2 separate regions of the Homo sapiens genome follow, and region 1 is linked to region 2. A link is a contact called in ENCODE Hi-C data. All regions are on one chromosome and are shown on one strand. The core of a region is the stretch at or near the end of the contact, and the rest is flanking DNA. Distances in the headings are between cores, read along the strand shown.

Region 1 (3,587 bases), core at 546-3,045, 140 kb after region 2:
TTATCTCCTTTAGCCTTCCTGACAGCCTATTAAACCATAATGCAGATGAGGAAACAAAGGCTCAGACAAATAGGGAACAACTGCCCACAGACTTTAAGTGGAGTCCCTGGACTCTATGCCAAATCTGTCTCACTCTGAAACCCCAGCTCTACGGCAGCCTGTGCCTTTTCCCTTCCCATAATGCTGTGCGCCCAACATGCTGCAGACCCAAGCCCATGCTTCAGGAAGCAACAAGAACTGATCTGGACGTTTTAAAACCAAGCAAGTGTTACACCTCATTAGGTGGAGATGCTATCCTTAAATCCTGCCTATATAATTCACAAAGTCTTTAAGAATCTGAGGAGACTGAACCTTCAATATAATTTTTACCATTTTGTTATTAAAACTTTGAGAGTACGTAGTATTTCAAATAGTATTTGACTAGATGCCATAATCTCTATCTTAGAGTTTTGAGATTCGTAAATCTGAAATAGGTAATCAGTTCATCAGTTACCCCCTACCTGGATTTTGTGGGGCCCTTTTATTTATTTTTATTTAATTTATTTTCTTGAGACAGGGTCTCACTCTGTCACCCAGGCTGGAATGCAGTGGCGTGATCTCGGGTCACTGCAACTTCTGGCTCCCAGGCTCAAGCGATCCTCCCACTTCAGCCTCCAGAGTAGCTGGGACAACAGGCATGTGTCACCACGTGCAGCTTAATAATCAGTTTTTAAACATGTAATTTTATTTAAAACCATAAAAACCCATTTTAGTTTTAAAAATCATGTGATCTGAAGAAATGTCACAAAGCATACACAAATTTAATGGAAAAGCTGAATTTTTTTTTTTTTTGAGATGGAGTCTGGCTCTGTGGCCCAGGCTGGAGTGCAGTGACGCAATCTCGGCTCACTGCAACCTCCTCCTCCTGGGTTCAAGCAATTCTGCCTCAGCCTCCCCAGTAGCTGGGATTACAGGTACCTGCTACCACGCCCAGCTAATTTTTGTATTTTAGTAGAGATGGGGTTTCACCATGTTGGGCAGGTTGGTCTCAAACTCCTGACCTCAAGCAATCCACCCGCCTTGGCCTCCCAAAGTGCTGGGATTACAGGCGTGAATCACCACGCCCGGCCGAAAAGTTGAATTTTTAAAAAGTGGTTTGACATTATAAAGGGCTTTGTCAATGTAAGTCGTTCTCAAGATGGGAGCTGGTGGGGTGCACATCAGCGTCACCTCCTTCAAAGCACCTGGCACCCTCCCTGCTTGGGGCCTATGATGCTGAAGAGTGGGCACCCTGCCCCTCAGATGAGCTAGAAAAGAAAAGACTTTGGGACCACGGCATGTATCTGTGAGTCCTGGCAGGGCCTGGACTAAGAATTTCCAATTCTCCACATTCAAGAAGGAAGAGACGGATTGTCCTTTCTTGTTTGGTTATAATCCCAAACCATAAATAACTAACCACCAGAACCAGTTTAAACCCTCCCTAATGGTTCCGCAGAATATTGACTAGAAACAAAACAAAATCTTTCCTAATGGACCAATGGCGACCTCACACCAGTAGCCACACTTCTGGAAGTCAGCCAGGCTGCAGCAGCCTCACCCCACTGTCTACCTTCCAAAACCAAAGGCCAAACAATCCCTCAACATCCCTGCATCTGAAAGTCACTGATCCCCGAGCCCCATGATGCTCGGCAACACGTAGAGGGCCTGTGCTCTGCAGCCCAGCTCTCCCTTGCGTAGCAAGCAGTAAGTTGAGATATCGAGAGTGGTGGGCCCTCCAATCGCAGGAACTGATTAAAATGCAAGAGCTATGTGCAGTGAAGGCTCACAGTGAAGGGAAAGAGAGACAGCTTATAAACACAAGAGCCATGTTCAATCTCACTTCTCACATGAGAAATGCAAATGAAAACCACAAGGAAACTGACAGAAGCTTAAAGAGGAACAGGATCTTTATATAGTCTTAAAATGTCTTCCCACAGCCATTTCTTACCACCAAAGGAAGAACCAGTATTTTTATACAGTGGGGAAAAGAGGCAGATGCTGCCTTAGCTAAATAATAAAAAAAAGTCAAAACGAGAATTATGTACCTTGTGACGTAATGCAGTGATAGCAAACATCAGGAATATGCTGTACTCCTGCCCGAAGGACACAGCCTGAATCTCCTCAAGAGGAAATACCAGACAAGTGCCAACTGCGGACATTCTACAAAACACCTAGCCTGTATTCCTCCAAAATTTCACTACCATCAACAGCAAAGATGGACGATCTTCATAGATTAAAAGACAGTAAGGAAGGCCGGGCATGGTGGCTCACGTCTGTAATCCCAGCACTTTGAGAGGGATTAAGGCCAGGAGTTCAAGCATAGCCTGGGCAACATGGCAAAACCCCATCTCTACTAAAAATACAAAAAAAAAAAAAAAAAAAAAAAGTCAGGTGTGGTGGCTCACGCCTGTAATCTCAGCAATTTGGGAGGCTGAGGTGGGTGGATCACTTGAGGTAAGGAGTTTGAGACCAGCCTGGCCAACATGGTGAAACCTTGTCTCTATTAAAAATACAAAAATTAGCCAGGTATGGTGGCAGGTACCTGTAATCCCAGCTATTCAGAGGCTGAGACAGGAGAACTGCTTGAACCCGGAAGGTGGAGGTTGCAGGGAACCGAGATCACGCTGTTGCACTCCAGCCTGGGCAACAAGAGTGAAAATCCGTCTCAAAAAAAAAAAAATTAACTAATTAAAAAAAAAACTAGCCAGGCAGGGTGGTGCATGCCTCTAATTCCAGCTATTTAGGTGGCTGAGGCACAAGAATTGCTTGAACCTGGGAGGCAGAGGGTGCAGTGAGCTGAGATCACACCATTGTAACTCCAGCCTGGGCAACAGAGTAAGACTCTTGTCTTCAAAAAAAAAAAAAAAAAGGACACTAAGGAAATGGAACAATTATTAAAGGGGGAAAATGCTATCAAGGACATTACTGGGACAACTGGTGAAATCTGAATGTGGACTATGTTTTAGAGGGTGTACTATATCAATGTGAAACTTCCTGATTCTCGATTGTACTATGGTTATGTAAAATAACATCCTTGCTTGGGAAGTGGTATCTGCCACTAACTCTTGAATGGTTATGGGAAAAACCGTATTCCCTTGGAGGAGGGAGAGAGGGATGATAAAGTGAACGTAGCAGAATGTTCAGAAGAGGCGACTATGGGTAAAGGGGATGCGGGGTTCTTTCTGTTACTCTTGCAACTTGTTTAGCTTTTTGAAGCCTTTAAGAGACTTTGCATACATTTCATTTGCCTTTCTTGGGTGTCTTCGGTGGCAGGTGGGCTGGAGGGAGGGCTGGTCTGATTTATTTGGTCCAGAGCACAGAGACTGGAAGTCTCGAATAAACACACACATTGCAGCTTTCCTGTTCTGTGGCGCTGGCACACCACCCTGCAACCACGCAGTGTTTCCTCACCCAAGACTGTATCTTGGCGCTTTCTTTGCCCCACCACCGAGGGGCTTTCTCATGATTTTTTGTAGCTATAAAGAATGTCACTATATGGGTAAAATACATATATAGCCAGTCCCCTATTAACAGGCCTTTTGCAGTCAGTTACTCTGTATACAAGTCAT
Region 2 (3,339 bases), core at 256-2,755:
GTGTAACTGCAACCAGATAGGCTCCGTGCACGACCGGTGCAACGAGACCGGCTTCTGCGAGTGCCGCGAGGGCGCGGCGGGCCCCAAGTGCGACGACTGCCTCCCCACGCACTACTGGCGCCAGGGCTGCTACCGTGAGTGCGCGCCGTCCCCCGTGGGCGGGGCCTGCGGAAAGGGGACGGGGCAGGACCGAGGCAGTGGGCGGGGCCTAGTGGGACGGGGCAGGGGCGGTGGACTGGGCCTAGCAAGACGGGGCAGGGCCGGGGAAGTGGGTGGGGCCTAGTGGGACGGGGAAGAGGCGGTGGGCGGGGCCTCGCGAGACGGGGCAGGGCCGGGGCAGTGGGTGGGGCCTAGTGAGAGCGGGGCAGGGTTGGGATAGTTGGCAGGGGCCTGGTGAGATGGGGCCGACCCGGGGGCGGTGGACGGGGCCTAGCGAGACGGAGCTGGCAGGTGGGCGGGGACAGGATGCTGCTGAGGTCCGGGGCCGGGCCGAGGGGCGGGTCCAAGAGCTCGGGGCGGGGCCTGATGCGACCTGAGGCACGGTGGTGCCTGGTGGGAACTACGAGAAAGACCGAGCTGGGGTTGGTTGGAAAGGTATTTGCGGGGACAGAGGGAGGGAGGCTGTCCAAGTCGGCGTTAGCCGCGGGCACAGGGTGAAAGGAGGCTCCAGGCGCGTGGAACAGCACGTGCACAGCTCTGGAGACTGCAGGCGCGTCTGAAGAACAGCACCGAGGCCAGTGGGGCGGGGAGAGAGGGGCAGCGGTGGGAGGCAGCCGGGGGCCAGATCTCGCCCGGGCGCCGTCACCCTCCGAGGGGGGACGTTTCGCACCCAGCGCGCCTGGAGCCTCCTACATCCCCGGCCCAGACGGCGCCCCCGGGATCTCGCACACCCTGCTTCGCAGGAGCTCGGAGGTTGGCGGGGGGACCGGGCCACCCCCCGTGCTGACCGCCCCCTCCGCCTGCAGCCAACGTGTGCGACGACGACCAGCTGCTGTGCCAGAACGGAGGCACCTGCCTGCAGAACCAGCGCTGCGCCTGCCCGCGCGGCTACACCGGCGTGCGCTGCGAGCAGCCCCGCTGCGACCCCGCCGACGATGACGGCGGTCTGGACTGCGACCGCGCGCCCGGGGCCGCCCCGCGCCCCGCCACCCTGCTCGGCTGCCTGCTGCTGCTGGGGCTGGCCGCCCGCCTGGGCCGCTGAGCCCCGCCCGGAGGACGCTCCCCGCACCCGGAGGCCGGGGGTCCCGGGGTCCCGGGGCGGGGCCGGCGTCCGAGGCCGGGCGGTGAGAAGGGTGCGGCCCGAGGTGCTCCCAGGTGCTACTCAGCAGGGCCCCCCGCCCGGCCCGCGCTCCCGCCCGCACTGCCCTCCCCCCGCAGCAGGGGCGCCTTGGGACTCCGGTCCCCGCGCCTGCGATTTGGTTTCGTTTTTCTTTTGTATTATCCGCCGCCCAGTTCCTTTTTTGTCTTTCTCTCTCTCTCTTTTTTTTTTTTTTTTTCTGGCGGTGAGCCAGAGGGTCGGGAGAAACGCTGCTCGCCCCACACCCCGTCCTGCCTCCCACCACACTTACACACACGGGACTGTGGCCGACACCCCCTGGCCTGTGCCAGGCTCACGGGCGGCGGCGGACCCCGACCTCCAGTTGCCTACAATTCCAGTCGCTGACTTGGTCCTGTTTTCTATTCTTTATTTTTCCTGCAACCCACCAGACCCCAGGCCTCACCGGAGGCCCGGTGACCACGGAACTCACCGTCTGGGGGAGGAGGAGAGAAGGAAGGGGTGGGGGGCCTGGAAACTTCGTTCTGTAGAGAACTATTTTTGTTTGTATTCACTGTCCCCTGCAAGGGGGACGGGGCGGGAGCACTGGTCACCGCGGGGGCCGATGGTGGAGAATCCGAGGAGTAAAGAGTTTGCTCACTGCTGCCTCCACGGCCTGTTTTCTTTCTGTGTTGGGGACGGTGGGCAGGTGTGGGGCTTACAGAGGAATCCACAACACAGCCTTAAAGAAACGGTTTCCCTACTGGGGCCACCATTTCCCTGGGCCTTTCTGTGGATTCCAGCAGGCAGTGCCCCCTCCCCGCAGGCTTGGCTGGCAGAGTTTTCCACCCCGCGGCCAGGCTGCAGGTGCCCCACCTGTTAGGAGCCTCCCCACACTGAAAGGCTGCCTCCCTCCTTTCCCAAAAAAGAAATCCGGAGTGTATTGGCCCTTTTCTACAGAAGTCCAAGGGAAATGACTCAGGGAGAATCCTAGCAGAGGTTGAATCCAATGCTCTGATTTATACTGTGTCTCGGTGGCCACCTCCGATGGATGTGTCATCTCAGACCTGTTGCAGCCGGAGCCTCAAGTCCAATATCAGATGAAGCTGAACCCACAATTCGGCCACCGCCTCCTTCCAGAGTTTCAGATGGCCAGGTGGGCAGAGGCGGGCAGTGCAGAGACCCCAGACGTGCCGGCCCTGTCCTCCCTACCTTCTCAAGATTAGGAAGGGGTGCTGGAGGGGACAGGGGCAGCTTGGGAGTGGTGAGGAAGCTCCTAGATTCGGGGCTCATCCCCTGGGGCCTCTGATTCAGAGGATCCAGCAGTTCTCCCATCTCCGCTTGGTGTCTCCAGCCCTGGGGCCACACTTCCCCCTCGGTCCAGCCTCCTGTCCACCTATGTTTATTTCAGAGCAGTGCCGGGGGTCCGGTCCTGGTTGCTAACTGCTGCCACTGCTCCACCTGCAGGTGCTCCCAGCACTGGCTTCTGCCACCACACCTGTTCTTTCCCAGCTGCGAGGTTTAGACCTGGGTCCTTCCCTTGAGTCCCCAAAGCTAAGCTAAGACCAAGTGGAACAAACTTGGCCTTGGGGACAGCAGGAGATTACAACACAGAAAAGGAGGGGGAGGCACAACGGGACACTGCATAGGACTCACAGTGTCCCGAGCCCACACACCAGCCCCTCCTGGCCTCCTCTCTCTGCTCCCACCCCCAGCACCCTGCTGACCCGGAAGTGCCTTCCGACAGGCCCTGCATCCTCCTGCAGCTGGCCCATCTCTACCCTCACATTCTTCCTTACGCACAGAACCCCACTGCCTGGGACCCAAAGTGCCCAGATAAAATAAAACACCTCTCTGGGGCTTCTTGTGGATAGGAGTGGCCAGGGGACACAGCTCTGGGCAGTGAGATGTAAGCAGGACTGATGGGTGGGCTTCCAGAAAGTTCTTAAAAGTCATCCCTTCCTCCACGCCCCACAAAGCCTCAGTTGTCCAAGTTTGTGGCTCTGGTTTTTCTCTCTCATCCCTCCCTCTGCTCTTCAGTCAGCAGGATGGGGAAGGAGCCTTCTTGAGACACTGAGCATAAC

What was found. A loop is a pair of places that touch in the nucleus more often than their neighbours do. Pooled maps may share reads with other maps.
Region 1: a loop to region 2 is called in a pooled map, with 11 times the contacts of the local background. The contact joins two enhancer-like sites. A Hi-C loop is called at or near these places in 2 of 37 single-sample maps with no recorded cell type and 4 of 50 pooled maps.

Annotation. Positions count from the first base shown.
Region 1 is chr9:132,380,381-132,383,967 of GRCh38, forward strand. The region is part of intron 9 of TTF1 (transcription termination factor 1); the gene reads right to left. Among named protein-coding and RNA genes, the nearest start is that of TTF1, 25 kb to the right of the region's middle. RefSeq lists enhancers at 1,881-2,040, 3,458-3,507. Within about 2 kb of position 1,796, at least 6 of the 41 ENCODE cell types and tissues checked have a DNase peak (open chromatin) inside an H3K27ac peak, as active enhancers do.
Region 2 is chr9:132,240,911-132,244,249 of GRCh38, forward strand. It overlaps NTNG2 (netrin G2), which reads left to right. Exons shown (of 8, transcript NM_032536.4): 7 at 1-134; 8 at 966-3,339. The coding sequence ends at 1,201. Among named protein-coding and RNA genes, the nearest start is that of NTNG2, 81 kb to the left of the region's middle. RefSeq lists silencers at 120-609, 760-809, 1,280-1,349. Within about 2 kb of position 1,506, at least 15 of the 41 ENCODE cell types and tissues checked have a DNase peak (open chromatin) inside an H3K27ac peak, as active enhancers do.